Linked DNA regions of Mus musculus: region 2 is linked to region 1. Evidence: chromatin loops called from intact Hi-C (ENCODE). Cell type or tissue: gastrocnemius. All regions are shown on one strand. Links, peaks and the distances in the headings refer to the core of each region. The heading gives the core; the rest is flanking DNA. Region 1 overlaps Ap2s1 (adaptor-related protein complex 2, sigma 1 subunit). Region 2 overlaps Prkd2 (protein kinase D2).

Evidence for each region. Peaks named below come from ENCODE experiments on the same cell type or tissue, not always from the same donor. Only the 100,000 strongest peaks of a DNase experiment are listed, where the experiment ranks them.
Region 2: a loop joins it to region 1, with 7 times the contacts of the local background. A loop is called at or near these places in 2 of 42 quality-filtered maps.

Annotation. Positions count from the first base shown.
Region 1 is chr7:16,741,328-16,750,468 of GRCm38, forward strand. It overlaps Ap2s1 (adaptor-related protein complex 2, sigma 1 subunit), which reads left to right. Exons shown (of 5, transcript NM_198613.2): 2 at 1,892-2,041; 3 at 5,934-6,047; 4 at 7,362-7,421; 5 at 7,585-7,963. The coding sequence ends at 7,686. Among named protein-coding and RNA genes, the nearest start is that of Ap2s1, 7.5 kb to the left of the region's middle. In gastrocnemius, for the core only: a CTCF peak has its summit at 4,894 (motif pointing right); DNase peaks (open chromatin) are centred at 4,928 and 5,831; H3K27ac peaks cover 260 bases.
Region 2 is chr7:16,855,120-16,864,260 of GRCm38, forward strand. It overlaps Prkd2 (protein kinase D2), which reads left to right. Exons shown (of 19, transcript NM_001252458.1): 11 at 576-834; 12 at 1,141-1,193; 13 at 1,707-1,779; 14 at 2,632-2,738; 15 at 3,260-3,421; 16 at 8,822-8,920. Among named protein-coding and RNA genes, the nearest start is that of 9330104G04Rik, 15 kb to the right of the region's middle. In gastrocnemius, for the core only: CTCF peaks have their summits at 3,458 (motif pointing left) and 5,327 (motif pointing right); DNase peaks (open chromatin) are centred at 3,437 and 5,325; H3K27ac peaks cover 324 bases.

The DNA.
Region 1 (9,141 bases), core at 740-8,739:
ACTTACTCATCTTTCAGAATTGCTCTCTGACAGGTTGGGGGTCTCATGACTTTTCTTCTGAGCCAGATAGAAGGTAGTCGGACTAACACAGAGTGTGTGGTCTGAGTCAGACCCACTGTGGGTGGTTTACTGTTGTGGTTTGCGGCTCACGTTACAACTACTCACAGTACAGTACACTGAGACCCCAAACAGCTTGGGTATTTAAGTGTCAAGGCTCACTTGCCCCGCCTGGAAGGTGTGAGGTCCAGGTTCTAGCCCAGAATTCACTGTAGCAACAAACAAACGTCATGGGTTGAAATGGCTCAGAGGGGAAAAGCCCTTGTCACATAGGCTCAGTAACCTGGGTTTACTACTAGGCACCCAAGGTGGGAAGGGGCAAATGGCCCCCCTCAAAATCCTCTGACCTCCACACAAGCAAACAAGTGCCAGAGAGAGTGCAGACGCTGCCCGGAGAGGATAGACAGTTTCCGTACAGCCCAGCAATCTGCTCTAATTAGCTTGCCAAAAAACAAGGCTACACATAGAGACCTGTATGCCATTTCTCACTGTAGCCCCGAAGTGGAAGTTGTACCGTTGTCCCTCAGCCGAAGAATGAATAAATGAGGTAACCCAGACCCTTACGTACAGTAGCCTTCGCCTGCAGTCAGGGAGTGGGTGGAATAGGCCTGTCATTGCCATGCTTTCAGGCTGAGGCAGGAGGATCCTGAGTTCCAGGCTTGCCCAGGTCATTCTTGGCAAAGGAGAGGAAGGAGGCATACTAGAACGAGCAGCGACTGTGGCACAGCCGTGAGTAGGCTACAGGGTGAAGTCTGTGATGCCTGACTTGTTTTGTTTTGAGGCCAGGTTTGATATGTAGCCTCAGGTGGTCTGGAACTCAGTATATCAACCAAGCTTGCCTCATACTTACAGTAATTCTCCTGCCTCTGCCTCCAAGGTGTTGGGATTCCACAAAGCACCAGTAAAACCAGTCATAGTGGCCCACACTTGTAGTCTCAGAACTTTGAGAGGCCAAGGCAGGAGGATTTCCCTAAGTTCTTGGCAAACCTAGGCTGTATAGGGAGACCCTGTCTTTTAAAAAAAAAAACAACAGAAAAGCAAGGGCTGGAGAGCTGGCTCAGCAGTTAAGAGCACCTATGCTCCTGCAGAGGACCCAGGTTTGTTCCCAGCACCCACATCGGGTGGCTCACAGCCGCCTGGCATGCTACCTCCAAGAAGTTTGATACTTCTGGTCTCTATGGGCACCTGCATGCAAGTACACATACTAGCACAAGGAACCAAACAGAACTGAGCCTGAAATTCCAGCATTTGGGAAGTGGAAGCAAGAGGAGCAGGAGTTCAAGGTCTGCTGGGCTGCAGGAGACAGGGTCTCAAAAAAAAAAAAAAAAAAAAAAGACTGTGCTAGGAACTTGGACACAAGAATTCTAAATAGAAACATGGATTGAGCGCTTCTGTATCCAACAGTGAGGGCCATAACTTGTTGTCCAATGGTAGTGCCTGTTATCCCCCAGTGGGGTGTGGCTCAATGAGAGCACTTGTCCAGAATCCCCCAGGCTCACACAGGCCTTCAGTGCTTTCCCAGCACTGTGACCGATCCCCTATCCCTGATAAGATGGAGATTCTTGGGAAACTTGATTTGAGGGTAAGGAAGTGGCTTCAGGGATGGATGGATATAAGATGAACTAAAGCCTGGGGCTTGGTCAGTCACTCAGTGGAAGTGGGGTCACAGCCCATGTTTAGAATGACGCAGCTGGGTCCCAGGGAGGGAGACAGGCTTAGAGAGCTGGCCACAGGGAGAGCCTGGGCCCTGACATATCTCCCATAGAATGTCTCGTGGTGCCCACCCTGAGCTGTGTCCCCCCGCATCTCTCATTCCCTCCCCTGCTTGCTCTAGATCCGATTCATCCTTATCCAGAACCGGGCAGGCAAGACGCGCCTGGCCAAGTGGTACATGCAGTTCGATGACGACGAGAAGCAGAAGCTGATCGAGGAGGTGCACGCCGTGGTCACCGTCAGGGATGCCAAGCACACCAACTTTGTGGAGGTGACTGACACCCTCTTTCTGCCCCCTACTTCCCTGGCTCCTCCTCTCCCCGCTCTAACAGCAGCTCTGCCCATGACCTCCTCTCCTCTATTAATCCACTCCCCGTGCTTTTAGCTCTTTTTCTCTTTCAAGGGTTGTGGATGTGGCTCGTTGCGTACAGAACACACAAGCATGGGGAGTTGAGTTCAAATCCTCAACACACCCACAACCCTGTTCGTTCAGGTGACTTTCAACCAAGATCTGCAGGGCTGAGGGAGTAGGAGGAGATGTTTTCCCGAGCAGCGAATGTTCCAAGCCTCCAGGGAGGAGCAGGTGCAAAGGCCCTGAGGCATAAGCAGGGTGGAGAGTTCCAGGAGGGGCAGGCAAGGAGAATCAGCCTGACTGAGGTCCTAAGGCCTTTGGACACACTTAGTGGCCAGAGCCACAGAATGGTTTAGAGCAGGGGACATGAGTTGGCACAGGCTTCCAGGATCCCCCATCTGTCTGGCTATACTTATTTACTGTTGGGGGGTGGGGGTGGGAGCATGCATGTCATAGTGTGTAAGTGTGTGGAGGTCAGAGGACAACTTTGTGGACTCATTTTCTCCTTCCACCTTTGTGTGGGCTCCAGGGATGGACATCAGGGCCAGGCTTGCAAACTGCCTCCATCTGCTGGCCATAGTTTTAGTGTTGACTTTTCGTTGTTTCTCTGTGTTCATTTTTAGAAACAGGGCCTTGCGTGCCTCCAGCCTGCCTCAGCCTGTCTGACGCTAAGCATAGCTTTGAATCCCTGATTCTCCTGCCTCTGTCACCCAAGTGTTCGGATTACCTTGGTTTTGCCTTTGTTGAGACGGAGTCTCACTCTGCAGTCCAAGCTAGCCTGAAAGTCACCGTGTAGTCCAGGCTTGCTCTGAACTTGAAGCAATCCTCCTGCCTCAGCCACCTGAGTGCATGGGAACACAGGTCTATTCCATCTCGAGGCTGGCTTCAAACTCATAATCCTCCAGCCTCAGCCTCCTTGGTGCTGGGGTCACAGAGCTGTACCACCGCACTTGGGAGCAAGAGCAGGAGCAGGGGACCCCCCCAAGGTGGTAGCAGTGTAGCACAGAGGGGGGCTCGTTCTTCCAAGATACGCCCCCCCCCACACACACACAAAGAGAGCAGGTTGGGGGTGAGAAGCACGAGGGAGGTGTTGGGACAGAGAGGCTGGGGAAGGGAATGGAATGGGGTTTCAGCATGTCCTGGGTACCCAGGCTCAGGAACTCGCTGGAACAGTGAAGAAGCACAGACCAAGTGCACGCCATACCATCCCAGGTCCTTACCATCTAAGGACAGCTCAGGACCCCCATCGCACTTTAAGCCTGTTAGAGAAGCTGAGCCTGTCTCATGGTGTCCCTGGTGCTGCCTTGAACCGAGATAACATTGAGCAGATGCCACTTGAAGTCAGCCACATGCTAAGTCCTGAGCTATGAATAGTGACATTGCTAATAATTTTAAGAAACTTAGTGAGTACTGGGACTGATGGCTCACACCCTTAGTCCCAGCATCCGGGAGGTAGAAGCAGGCAGCTGTCTGAGTTCAAGGCTAGCCTGGTCTCCATAGAGTTTCTAGCCAGCCAGAGCTGCACATTGAAACCCTGTCTGTAAAAGGAAAGTTGCATGGAAGGCTGAGGATATGGCTCAGTTGGTAAAGTGCTTACCCAGAATGCATGAAGTGCAGGGCTGGAAGCCAGAGCCACATCACATGGGGTGGTGGTGCCTGCCTCTGATCCAACACTTGAGAGGCAGAGGCAGAGGGGGGGTTCCTCAGTTACATGGTGAGTTTATGTCCAAGATGGGCTACATAGATACTGTCTTGAGGAAAAGTGCATGCTTGCAACTCTAACATTGCAGTCCATGCCTGGAACCCTACCACCCAGTGCATGCCTGGAACCCTACCACCCAGTGCATGCCTGGAACCCTACCACCCAGTGCATGCCTGGAACCCTACCACCCAGTGCATGCCTGGAACCCTACCACCGCAGTGCATGCCTGGAACCCTACCACCGCAGTGCATGCCTGGAACCCTACTACCGCAGTGCATGCCTGTAACCCTACCACCACAGTGCATGCCTGGAACCCTACTACTGCCATGTATGCCTGGAACCCTACCACCGCGGTGTATGCCTGTGACACAGGCACTGAATTCCTGTGCATGTTTATGGGTGTGGCAGGGCAGAGTACAGAGGCCACAGGTCAGCCTTGAGGGTCATTCCTCAGGAGCTGTCTACCTTGTGTTTTGAGATAAGATCTCTCATTGAGGCCTGGTGCTCTAGCCTGACAGGCCAGTGGGCCTCCAGCACTGGGGTTAAAGCCTGTGGCTGCATGTCTGCCTCTTTGCTGCAGAGTGAGACTTTATGGATGAGCCTTTCTTTTTAGGGAATGGCGATGGGGTGGGGGTGGGGGTGTAGTTTTTCAAGACAGGGTTTCTCTGTGTAGCCCTGGCTGTTCAGGAACTCACTCTGTAGACCAGGCTGGCCTCAAACTCGGATCTTCCTGCCTCTGCTTCCCAAAAGTGTGTGCTGCCACCACCCACCATTTTCTCCCAGTTTAGACAGTCTCCCTCTAGTCCTGGGAGACCTCCAGCCCTGACTATCCTTCTGTCTTTATCTCTGAGGTAACGGTTTTCCCCACACTTGAGAAGTGGATGTGGAAAGATCAAGAAAAATTTGAAGTTAGTATGGGCTATATATAAAGTTCCAAACCAGAGTTGTACAGAGAAACCTTGTTTGTACAAATAATAAATAAATAACAAGCAAAATAATATTTTTTTAAAAAATGAACTGAGCTGAAAAAAAAATTCCAGGACTCACAAACTATGTAATTCACCGCAGTTACCACCAGGTGGTGCTCTACATACATCCCAGAGAGAACTTGGGTTTGGCTAAACACCAGCCATATCCCAGTGTGCACATCCATATGTTAACTGTACACTCCTCCTCTTGTTTGTTCACTGTGCTGAGACCAGAACACAGAGCCTCATGCATACTAGGCAGGGGCTCCACCTCTGAGCCACGTCCCAGCCCATCCAGTGTCCATGCACACAGTATTAAGTCTACCCCAGCACAGGTGTGCCTCGCTGTGGGCCATGTGAGCATTATTCTAATGTTTACATGTGTCCGTTGAGCTTCCTGGAACTCTAAAATTTCAAAATGCCCCAAAATAAGAAACTTCCATGTTTTGTTTTGTTTTGTTTTGTTTTGTTTGTTTGTTTGTGTTGCCTAGGCTGATCTGAAATGCCTTTCTCTCCTGAGACTTTGAGCCAAGTGCAGTGCTGCATGTCTGTAATTCCAGAACTTGGGAAGTGGAGGCAGGAGAATCAGATGTTCAAGGCCATTCTCCCCTACATAGCCAGTACAAGTTCAGCCTGGGCTACACAGTAGATTCTATGCTAAAACAAACAAACAAGCTAAAACTTATTTTTGTTTTGTATTGAGTTACGGTCTACTACATAGCCTGGACTTTCTTCAAAGATGTGATCCTCCTGCCTCAGCCCCCTACTGCTGCCAGGCCTAGTCACAGTTCCTGCCCTGGCTCCTTTACAATCTGTTCCCTGTGCCTGGAACTCCCCTGACTGTCTTCCAACTCTCAACTCAGTACCCTCCTTTGGGAAACCTCCCTGACCCTCAGGATGAAAAGGGATTAGGGCCCTATCCTGAACCCCCAAGTCCAATCATGCCTGGGGGTTTCCATCCCACTGCCTGGGCAAGTGACCCTCTGCTGGACCATGTGTCAAAGCTGGCTGTCAATACTGCCCTGCCCTCCCCTCCCCTCCCCTCCCCGAGGCAGAAACAGCCCGTGCTCACACACACAATGGAACAGCTGGCATCTGGCCCCCTCTGCCAAGCTCAGCCCTGGCTCCTTTCTGCCCACAGTTCCGGAACTTCAAGATCATCTACCGACGCTACGCTGGCCTCTACTTCTGCATCTGCGTGGATGTCAACGACAACAATCTGGCCTATCTCGAGGCCATCCACAACTTCGTAGAAGTGAGTCAGGTGCCGGCCCAGGAGGCCCTGGAATGCTGGGGTGGCCATTTGTCCTCCCACCCCCACCCCCAGCCTTCCTCTGTGTGCACGGGTCTCTCTAATCTGCCTCTCCCTCCTCACCTGTCTCATCTGTTCCGGCCTAGTGCCTCTTCTATCTGTCCATCTGCCACCTGGCTCCACCTTGGACTAATCATGGTGTGACTGTGCCTATACAATGGCGTGTATGTGTGCACGTGCGCGTGTGTAGGTCAGAAGATAACATGGAGCAGGTGTTGCCCTTCCAGCCTGTGGTTTCAGGGCTTGAACTCCGGCAGCAGGCTTGGCAGCGGGCACTTGCACCAGCTGAGCCTCTTCCTGACCCCTCTCTTGGTGTCACAATTGAGGTTTTCAGTTGTCTGTCATCCAACGGTTGTGTCCTCACTGGTTCAGTCACTATTTCTGTCTATCTGTCCTCTTGATAACTGGCTTGTTTGTGTGAGACAATGTCCTCCCTTGTAGCTCAGGATGGCCTGGCACTCATGATCTAGGTTCCCCCGCTCAGTTTTCCCCATGCTCAGTGACAGCCAACACAACTGCCTTACTGTCTCTTCCTCCACCCACTCTGTGTGTGTGTGTGTGTGTGTGTGTGTGTGTATACAAGTATGACGTGTGCAGATCCACTGTGCGTGGGTGCATGTGTGTGCAAGTATGACGTGTGTGCAGGCACCTGAGGACCCAGAAGGCATTGGGCATTAGACTCCCTGGTGTTGGACTTGAAGGCCATTGTGAGCCACCTGATCTGGGTGCTGGAAACTAAATTTGTGTCCTCTAGAAGGACAGCCTGTGTTCTTAACCACTGAGCCGTCTCCCCAGTTGCACATATCCTCCCTCCCCCCGGCCCCCTTTTTTGAGACAGGTCTCATAGAGCCCCAGCTGGCCTCAAACTTGCTGTATAGCCAGGGGTGACCTTAAATTCCTGCCTCTACCTACCTCCCGTGTGCTAGGCTTAGAGATGTGGTCCACTAAGCAGGTTCTATGCAGTGCTGGAGATGGAACCCAGGGCTTTGTAAATGCTTGACAGACACTGAACTACATCCCAGGCCTCCCAGCCTGTCTCTTTTCCTATTTTATTTATTAGTATTATTATTATTACCACTACCATGTGTGTCTAGTGTCTGTGACATGTGTGTTCATGCGGGCACACATGTGCCGCAGCTTGCACAGAGGACAGGCTTAGGGCTGCTTTTCTCCTTTCACCATGGGATACAGGGTTCAAGCACTGATGGCCTTGTCTGTACCTGTCTCTTACCACTGGTCTTCCTCTCCTTCTCTCAGGTGTTAAATGAATACTTCCACAATGTCTGTGAACTGGACCTGGTGTTCAACTTCTACAAGGTAGGCTTGTGGATAAGTGGGCAAGAGGTGGCAGTAGGGATGTGCCCAGAGCCACCAAAGATCTGCCTGCCCCTGCCTGCCCCCTTGCTGTTTCTCTGCTGAGGGTCTACCCTCGGCTCCTTTCCCTCACTCCAGCTTTACCTGCCCTTCCTTCCTTGCCCAGGTTTACACGGTGGTAGATGAGATGTTCCTGGCAGGAGAGATCCGAGAGACCAGCCAGACGAAGGTGCTGAAGCAGCTGCTGATGCTGCAGTCCCTGGAGTGAGGGGGGCTCTGCCCAGCCCGGCCTGCTGGACCAACCTGCCTGCTCGTCCCCTGCCTGCCAGGCCTGAGGCCCACCCTAGCAGCCCCTTCCCTTCCTCAGCTGGCCCAGAGGAAGGACCCGGCAGGGTCTAGGCCACAGGGGAGGAGGCCAGAACCCACTGCCTCTGGGCCCTCCGTGGATGGCAGAGGCCACCGTGATGTCCCGAGTAACTGTGCCATTGTCGTGTGATGCTGTGAGTGTGTGTGTGTGTAGCCCCCAATAAACCTGTGGTCCTGCCTGGCCTGGCTGTCTGAGCCCTCATCTGTCTGCCCTGGGAACCAGCGACCCTTAGGAAGCCTTGCCCTTGGTCCATCAGTGAGTCAGTCAACAACATATCACATTGATCTAAGAAAAGCAGAGAGACCTGAGCATACTTTAGACAGACTTCTGCCTACACAGGGCCCCAACACTGTGAGGGATGACAGCTCTAGACATGAAACACTTACTCTAAAATCCTACCCAGTGACAGCACCTAACAGTACGGAGAGTCTGCTGCCAACACACACACAGCCAGCCTTGGGTCTGGTTTGGTTTTGAGAGATGGCCTGGCTGTGCAGTTTTGCCCCCCTCCCAAGTGCTGAGATCTAGGGGATGAGCCACAAGTTCCAACTCAGCCCCTAGATTGTTAAAGAGGAGTCTTGACTCCCACCCCCGAGATCAGGGATTGCAGTGTGTTCCCACATCCAATTTCTGAGGAATTACTTTGTGCTTACAAGATTATGAGGAGACGGCTGAAGCCAGAAAGATGGCAAGACTTAGCCAAAGCTCATGTCTGCATTAGGTTCATGTGGAGCTGCTTTTGAGACCTGGAGGGTGCTTCCAAATCTACCTACAAGATCCCATGTCACTGGGAAGGTAGTGTAGTTTCTCACCAACAGCCAAGGGGGCTGGGACGGTTCCTGCTGTTGCCTAACCTTAGCCTGGGCAGACCCCAGCTTCTACCCACTGAGTATGACAGTGTGACAACAGAAAAGGCCCTGAAACTAGGCCTAGGGGGCACATGACTCTATGCTAGATACTTAAGAGACTGAGGCAGGAGGATCAAAAATTCAAGGCTTGCTTGTGCTAGAGTGAGGTCAAGACCAGTCCAAGCAACTAAGTGAGACCCAATCACAAAAGGCAAAAATGGGTGGGGACATTGCTCGGTGGTAGAGGCCCTGCCTAGAATCCCCCAGTGAGGGGGTGGGGGGTGTGGCTCAGTGGTAGAGCCCCTGCCTAGAATCCCCCAGTGAGGGGCTGGGGGCGTGGCTCAGTGATAGAGCCCCTGCCTAGAATCCCCCAGTGAGGGGCTGGGGGGTGTGGCTCAGTGGTAGAGCCCCTGCCTAGAATCCCCCAGTGAGGGGCTGGGGGTGTGACTCAGTGGTAGAGCCCCTGCCTAGAATCCCCCAGTGAGGGGCTGAGGTGTGGCTCAGTGGT
Region 2 (9,141 bases), core at 380-8,379, 110 kb after region 1:
CCAGCCCCTCCCTGGGGGATTCTAGGCTATAAAGCCATCCCACCCCTCTTTCTACTTTTTTTTTTTTGAAGGATTGTCTCACCAAGTTGCTTAGGCCAGCCTTGAACTTATGATCCTTCTGCTGCAGCTTTCCCTGTGTACTTTGCCTGCCCCATAGTCCCAAACTTCCTCTTCCACAGCCTCCTTTATGTCTACTGCTTTGATCTAATTCTGTCTCGTGGACTTTCCACACAGTGCCATGAACTTGAACCTCCTTGTTCTAAGCCTTTCCATGGCTCCCTAGGGCCCGCACACAAATTCCAGCCTTTTTTGTGTGGCCCCTGATGTCCTTCATTTATCAAGTGCCTTCAGTGTGCCAGGCGCTGTCCCATGTGATGGGCACAGCAGCCTTCTTCTGTGCTGCTCCATAGTCTCCTGGCTAGCTAACTGCTCTCATGGTTAGCATGGGTACGGCTGGGAGGCCTTTCCCCACCTGTCCACGTAGACCAGGTCTGTCCTTATTGACTCTGAGAACAGGGGAGCTGCAGGGATGGCCCAATAGGTTTGCCTACACTGACAGTTCCACCCCTTGCCAGGAAATCCCGCTGTCTGAAATCCTTGCGGTGGAACCGGCTCAGAACTTCAGCCTCGTACCCCCGGGCACCAACCCACACTGCTTCGAGATCATCACGGCCAATGTCACCTACTTTGTGGGCGAAACCCCTGGCGGGGCCCCGGGAGGGCCAAGTGGACAGGGAACAGAGGCCGTTCGGGGTTGGGAGACAGCCATCCGCCAGGCACTGATGCCCGTTATCCTCCAAGATGCGCCCAGTGCCCCGGGGCACACACCGCACAGTAAGTCCCTACCTGGGTTGCTAGAGGTGGTACTAAAGAGGCTGAAAGACATCCTGGATAAGGAACAAGCCTGGAGGAAGGCAGGCTGCCTTCTTTCTACGGCACTGAGGATAGCGGGTAAAATGCCAGGCATAGAATCGTGAGGTCCCATATGGAGCCTCTGGTACAACTGGTCAGCTCCGTAGTGGTTCTTGTATTCCATTTCCCAGACGACGAAACTAAGGTTCCAAGTGTAGCCTTTGGAGGCACAGGTGACACCTGTGCTGAGCCCAGAGCTCGCTCACTTCTCTCTTCCCCTCTTCCTAGGACAAGCGTCTCTGAGTATCTCCGTGTCCAACAGTCAGATCCAAGAGAATGTGGTAAGTCAGTCGGCGCAGGACCCCCTTCCTCCTGACTTGGTGGGCTGCACAGATGGCTCGGCAGTTAAGAGCACTTGCCCTGAAGAAGATCTGAGTTGAATTCCTAGCACTCGTATTAGGTGGCTCTCAACCCCCTGTAACTCCAGACTGAGGAACCCACCCAGGTTGCAGTGAATCACTGCAGGTGACTCGGGTGGCAGGACCTTGAAGCAGCTGGCCACATCTGCAGTCGATAGCAGAGAGGAAAGCTTGTGTGTCTGTTCAGCTCACTTGCTCCTCTTCTGTACAGACCAGGACCCAGAGCCAGGGAATGGTGCCACTTACTGGCAGCCTGGGTCTTTCCACATCCATTACAAGACAACCTCTCCCAGGCCAGCCTGATCCGGACCATCCCTCAGCCAACAAAACTATCACACCTGTCTCCCATTCAGCGTGGAACCTCCCAGTCTCCAGTCTCCTTGACCCTCTTTTTTTTCCAATTTGCACCATGACCTTGCTGTCTCCGCTTCACAGGATATCGCCACTGTCTACCAGATCTTCCCAGATGAGGTGCTGGGCTCTGGGCAGTTTGGAGTGGTTTATGGAGGTAAGGGTGCCGCAGGCCTGACTCAGAGGCTGCCCCAGGTCAGGGGATATCATCCCCTCCTTGCTGCCCGTCTCCTGGGTTGTTTGATGCAGACACTTGCAGGCTCCTTTTCCCATCAGGAAAACCAGTGGGCTTCTTGACTGTTATCAATAGGAGATGTACATTCTGGCTTCCGATTGGTTAGGAGTATAGTTGTCGATGTTATCCATTGCCCTTCTTGAAGCTCTCTCTATAGCTTTAATTTGCGGCACAAGGTGCCCTCAAGCTTGTGATCCTCATGCCCTGGCCTTCCAAATGCTGGGATAATGGGATTGCATCACTATTCCAGGCTTGTTTGGTTTTCTTCTTTCTTTTTCTAGGGGTGAAAGCAATGGCAGTCTGCATGCTAGGCAGGGGCTCTACCACTGAGCCACGCCTCCAACCCCTCACTGGGGGATTCTAGGCAGGGGCTCTCCCACTGAGCCACGCCCCCAGCCCTTCACTGGGGGATTCTAGGCAGGGGCTCTACCACTGAGCCACACCCCAGCCCCTCACTGGGGGATTCTAGGCAGGGGCTCTACCACTGAGCCACGCCCCCAGCCCCTCACTGGGGGGTCTAGGCAGGGGCTGTACCACTGAGCCACGCCCCCAGCCCCTCACTGGGGGATTCTAGGCAGGGGCTCTACCACTGAGCCATGCCTCTGGCTTCTCTTCCACTTTTATTCCCTATCCCACCCCTCATGTTGAGAACTCTTCAGAGAAACCTTGAAGGCCTACAATATTTTTGCTCAATTCCATGTGGGTCTCCATAGAGGAGAAGGAACTAGGTCTTCTTGATCGCTGACCCTTTATCTTTCCTGTGCCCGCCCTCAGGAAAACACAGGAAGACTGGCAGAGACGTTGCAGTAAAGGTCATTGACAAACTGCGCTTCCCCACCAAGCAGGAGAGCCAGCTCAGGAATGAAGTGGCCATTCTCCAGGTGACCCGAAGGGACCGTGACTCAGCCGTACCCCTGCTTACTCCTTTTAAGTACAACCTGGGCTACAGTCTAGGGGTGATCAAGTTAGTCTTTCTGGAAGAGAAGATACACATACTGGAACTGAGGGGTATTCTGAGCAGAGAGGGACAAGGACCAGTCTGTGCAGGTGACAGGGAACCCCGGAGCCATGGAAGAAACGAGGCCAGGGAGGAGGGTGGCAAGACAGTCAGTGGGCTTTCTTCTAAAGGTATCTAGAGTGCCAGAGGAAGATCTTGTGGGCTAGGGCATCAGCTTGCCTAGCACGCGCAAGCACCAGAAGAAAAGCAATCAAATAGAAACCAAAGCTACACACATACAGTGCAAGCTTGCTGTTATCCCACGCTTCCTGCTATCTCTTTCTGCCACCCCGGCCTTCCCCATTAGTTCACAACTCACAACGCAGCAAAGACCTCTCCAGGCGCTTGCCGCCTCTCGCCATACTGATCCTCAGTCCTGATCCCTCTTCCCCCATTCCCGGACAGAGTCTACGGCACCCCGGGATTGTGAACCTCGAGTGCATGTTTGAGACTCCTGAGAAGGTATTCGTGGTGATGGAGAAACTGCACGGGGACATGTTGGAGATGATCCTCTCCAGTGAGAAGGGCCGGCTTCCTGAGCGTCTCACCAAGTTCCTTATCACGCAGGTGCGCTGTGCGCCGTGACTTCCGGCTCCCCCTGGCGGAGGCGTGGAGAAAAGGCTGGTGCCCTAGGCACTCAAGAGGGCAAATTAGAGAAATAGATGGAAGTCTCATTAATAACATTAAAAAATAAACAATAGGCCAAGCGTGGAGGCGCCAGCCTTTAATCCCAGCACTTGGGAGGCAGAGGCAGGCAGATTTCTGAGTTCGAGGCCAGCCTGGTGTACAAAGTGAGTTCCAGGACAGCCAGGGCTACACAGAGAAACCCTGTCTCAAAAAATCAAAAAAAAAAAAAAAGAGAGAGAGAGAGAGAGAGAGAGAGAGAGAGAGAAATAAAAATAAACAATAGCAGGACAAGAAACCGGTGTGGTGGTGCATGCCTAGCTTTTGGGAGGCAAAGGCAGTGGATCTCTGTGAGTTCAAGGCCAGCCTGGTGTATGTAGTGAGTTTCAGGAGAGACAGGGCTACATTATGAGGCCCATTTCAAAGAAGGAGGAGGAAAAAGAAAAGAAAAGACAAAAGAAAAGGACAACTGGGGCTTAGTAAATACTATGACATTATTATTACAGTCTCTCTGTGTTAGCCCTGCTCACCATCCAAGGCAGATGGCTATCTTTGTCACCACTGTGTCTCCTGTCTCCAGCCTGGGAAAAGCATGGAGCAGATCTGGGGGAGCGTTGATCAAATAACCTAGTGAAGGACTGAAAGACCGAGGAAGGGGAACCCATTTCCCCTTTCATAGTAATAGCTATTATTGGCCCTGTTTTAATAGTCTTCCCGAGTGCTGGGATTAGAGGTGTCTACCACTACTCCTGGTTTCCTTTCCTTTTTTGAGGATCTTGTGGAGCTCAGGCTAGTCCGGAACAACTCACTGTGTAGACGAATATGCCCTTAAACGTGGGATTCTCATGACTGTATTTCCTGGGTGCCAGGATTATGGACTTGTACCACCATGCCCAGTTAAAGCAGTGCTGGGAAGCACGGGTGCCCTCCACCAAGCCCAGCTTCTTACTGGCTGGGAGATGCGGGACAGTTTGAATACACCTTTAGGCAGCTGACTCTTTGACTCCGTTGGTAGAATCCTTGCCTGCCTAGGGTGCATCTAGCCTTGGGTAGGCGCTTCAGCACTGAATAAACGGGAACAGCCTGTTATGGGAGGCCGGAAGATCAGGACTTCAAGGCCGTCCTTGCCTTTATCGTGAATGTAAGGGCAGCCTGGGCTACGTGAGACCCTGTCTCAGAAACTAAAAAACAACTTTTATTGTCTAAAACCTTTTCTGTCTTTTTCCACCAACTGAGTGGGAAGATGCGTGTTTTCACACTTCTTACTAATGCTGGATAAAAATAATTACCAGCTCAGAAAACAATTTTTTTTAAAGATTTATTAAATATACAGCTTTCTGCCTACATGAATGCCTGCAGGCCAGAAGAGGGCATCAGATCCCATTACAGATGGTTGTGAGCCACCATGTGGTTGCTGGGATTTGAACTCAGGACCTCCTGAAGAGCAGTCAGTGCTCTTACCCCCTGAGCCATCTCTCCAGCCCCATGAACTTTTGTACTTATGGCCTTTTGTCTTTTTGAGACACAGGATCCAATGCACTCGATGCTGGCCTCATGTGATTCTCCTGCATTATCCTTTCCAATGCTGGGGTCACAAGTGCCACACACTCAGGTTATTTATTTTGGTCTATACTTTATGTTAAATTTTGTACTTTTTAAAAAAACTAATGTTGAGACTGGTTCTCACTATGTAGACCAGGCTTCCCTGGAACTCATGGAGATCCGTCTGCCTCAGCCTCCCAAGTTTTGGGATTAAAGACATGTGAGCTTTATTATTTTCTATGTGTATGAGTATTTACCTTAATGCATGAAGATGAACTGCGTATGGTATATGCAATACCAGTGGACGCCAGAAGAGGGCATCAGTTTCCCCTTGGAACTGGAGTTGTGAAGCACCTTGTATTGTATTGTAATTGTATTGGGAATTTAACCCTGGATCTTCGGAAGAGCAGATAGTAGTCTTAACTATTGACCTGTCTCTCCAGCCCTTGTTTTGGGGTTGGTGTTTGTTGTTTTGGTTTGGTTTGGTTTGGTTTGGTTTGGTTCTGGACACAAGGTCTTACTATGTATCCCTGGCTGGCCTGTAATTCTCTACTTAAGACAAAGCTGGCCTCACACAGCAATGCCTCTGTCTACACCTTCAAACAACTGGGCTTGCAGACCTGGGTCACCAAGCATGCTTATTGCATTACAAGTGCTCTTTATATATCACAGATGTGAGGTCATCTGTCCTTTATGCTATTTAGTATTGTATTATATTTACAGTGAGAATTTCTGTATATAAGTGTATGCTGAGTGCCACAGCACATGTATGGAGCTCGTAGGACAACTTGTGGAAGTTGGTTCTTCCTTCTCACCGTGTAGGTCCCAGGAATTGAAGTCAGGCTTGCTGGCCAGAGTCTTTACCCGCTGAGCCATCTCTGCAGGCTTCTTCCATCCTTTTTTATTCCAATATTTGTTTTCAGCTTGCCTTCCTTACTTTCTTTTGTTCTTCTTATCTTTGTTGTTGTTGTTTGAGACCTGGTCTTCTATAGCCTAGGCTGGCCTTGAACTTGCCATTTAGTCAAGAGGACTAGAATGCCCTGATCTACCTCCCGCTACTTCCCCAGTGCTAAGATGGAACATTTCTGTGCATGCTAGCTAGGCCATCACTCCACCCCAGCTTTCATTCTCTGTAGAATTTTAACCTCTGCGGTGTTGGACATTCCCTGGTGTGGTCTGAGTTTCAGTCCTCCCTGGAAAGGCTTCCCGTCCCTTCCCCCCCCCACACACACACACCCACACACACACCCTACACACACCCGGGACTCTGCTCACTCTGGGGTGTTTCTGCAAGGCATGCCTGCTGTACTTTGCTGCAGCTGCTCTGACCCCTTCCAATCCCCAATCCAAATATGCCTGGATTTGCCGAGCATGCTGGGAGATGGGACAGAGGTCCCCTGAGGTAGCTACATCCTGACTGCATGGAAGAGGGAGCTGAGTACTTTTAGCAACCAAAGTAGTTTCTTTCTCTGGTCTTCCATTTCATCCGGTCTCTCTCTCTCTCTCTCTCTCTCTCTCTCTCTCTCTCTCTCTCTCTCTCTCTCTTTCTCTCTCTCCTCTCTCCTCTCTCCTCTCTTTTCTCTCTCTACAGATTTTTTTCTGTCCTCTGGGCTCTTGCCTGCTCCACCTCTAAGTACTGGACCCAGTTCTTTGCCTCAGGAACTTTAGACCTCACCAACTACCCTTCCAGGTAGGTACCATTAAGTCCTGTGCTCAAAAGGCCATGGTGACACAGGTGTGTAACCCTAGCACCCAGGAGGAAGATGTACAGGGGTCGGTTCAAGGCTAGTTCAGCTTCATAATGACTTTAGGTCTAGCCTGGGATACATAAGACCCTATCTTAAAAATTAAACAACAGAAAGCAGGCATGGCGCTATAGTATATGCTTTTGACCCCAGAACTCAGGAGAAAGGCAGATGGGTCCCAGTGAATTTGAGGCCAGTCTGGTCTACATAGTGAGTTCCTGGTCAACCAGGACTACATAGAGAGACACAGTCTCAAAAAAAAAAAAAAAAAACAAGATGAAATAAAAATGTACAAAATTAAAACAGTTTCTAGATAGCATGAGCTAGGGTAAAACCCTGTCTTATAAAACCAAGGGAGGGTCTTGGGATATAGCTCAGTTGGTTGCCTAACATGCACGAAGCCCTGGGTTCAGTCCCTGGCACGACAAAAACCAGGAATCGTGGCACATGCCTGCCAGTACTGGGGAAGTGGAGGCAAGGGAACCAGGAGTTCAAGGTCATTTTGAGCACCACAAAGTCAGCCCAGTCTTTGAATTTGAAACCTTATGTAAATAGGTAGCTAAATAAATATCATAGAACCATTATCGCTCCCATTTTACAGATTAACAAACTGAGACTTAAAGATGCAACAATTTGCCTAAACCCACTTTAGTAAATATGGAGTCAGGTTTTCTGCTTGAGCGAGTAGCTGCTGTGTGACCTCTCGACCAGCAGCTCTTTTTTAAAAGATTTATTTATTATATGTAAGTAACTATCTTCAGACACTCCACAAGGGCATCAGATCTTGTTATGGATGGTTGTGAGCCACCATGTGGTTGCTGGGATTTGAGCTCTTCCTTTGGAAGAGCAGTCGGTGCTCTTAACCACTGAGCCATCTCTCCAGCTCGACCAGCGGTTCTTAACCTGTGCATTGCAACCCCTTCCAGGGTCCGACAACCCTTTCCCAGGGGTCACATAACAGATGAACAGATATCCTGCATATCAGATATACAGTAGCATAATTACAGTTGTGAAGTAGGAACAAAAATAATATTATGGTGGGGGGGCAGTCACCACAACACGAGGAACTGTATTAAAGGGTCACAGCTGCTCCAGACAGAGCTGGATACATTTGATGCATTGCCCATGTCTTGCTTACATTGTTTATTGATGGTATCGTCTTCTATTTTAAGATTTATTTATTTGGTTTCTAAGACAGTGTACACTGTCTCTCTTGGGTGTTGGTGGTACATGTCTTTGATCCCAGCACTTGGGAGGTAATGGCAGACAGATCTTTAAGTTTGAGGCCAGCCTAGATGATAGAGCGAGTTCCAGGACAGCCAACTCCTCCACCTGTTCTGCCATCTTGCCAACAAAACAAATTTTGCTGTTATTGGTTATTGCTTTGTTTTGATTTTGAGATGTGGGGGTCTTAAAATGTAGCTCTGCCTGTCATGGAACTCGCTTTGTAGACCAGACTAACCTCAGATTCACTGAACTCATGGAACTCCTCTGTAGAACAGACTAGCCTCAGAATCAATGAAATGGTGATTGGTGCACGCCTTTAATCCCAGCACCCGGGAGGCAGAGGCAGGCAGATCTCTGAGTTCGAGGCCAGCCTGGTCTACAGAGTGAGCTCCAGGACAGCCAGGGCTACACAGAGAAACCCTGTCTCAAACAAAACTAAACAAAACAGAAAACAAAAACCCACCGAGGTCCCCCTGCCTCTGCCTTTCAAGTGCTGGGATTAAAGGCGTGTGCTATCACATCAGACCTAAAAATGGTTTTTAATTGTACCACATGAAGGAAGTGTCTTGGGAGTCCCTGCTGTTTTAATAGCTCATTAGGGTTCCACGCTCCGTCTTCCCACCCTCCCCACTGTAGCCCAGTCTTTCTAGAGTTCTATATCGAGCTCTTGAGAGTAAGTGGCTCTGCTTTGGGATCCCTTCCTTAACGACTGCCTCACTTAGGTAACATCCTTAGGGATGCAGAGAAAGGCCTGGGTGGGCCTTGGAGGCGTGAACATCAGCTTGATCCTCCCCTTCCTTTCTCACTTGGCCCTGCCTCCTCTGCTCAGATCCTGGTGGCGCTGAGACACCTGCACTTCAAGAACATCGTCCACTGTGACTTGAAACCAGAGAATGTGTTACTGGCATCAGCCGATCCGTTTCCTCAGGTTCGTTATGTCCCCTCCTAGACAAGGACAAGTCCCAACAGAAGGGGGGTGGAGAGTGACTAATGGTCTAGATGCAGGTGAGCTTCACACCCTTGGTGACCCAGCTTCATAAGACAAGGGCTTGATCTCTCACCCAGACACATTCTGGGGCTACAAAGTTACTACATACTGGGCACCCTCTTCCCTGCTGTTACATTTAAGATAGTTTTGTTGTGTCACTG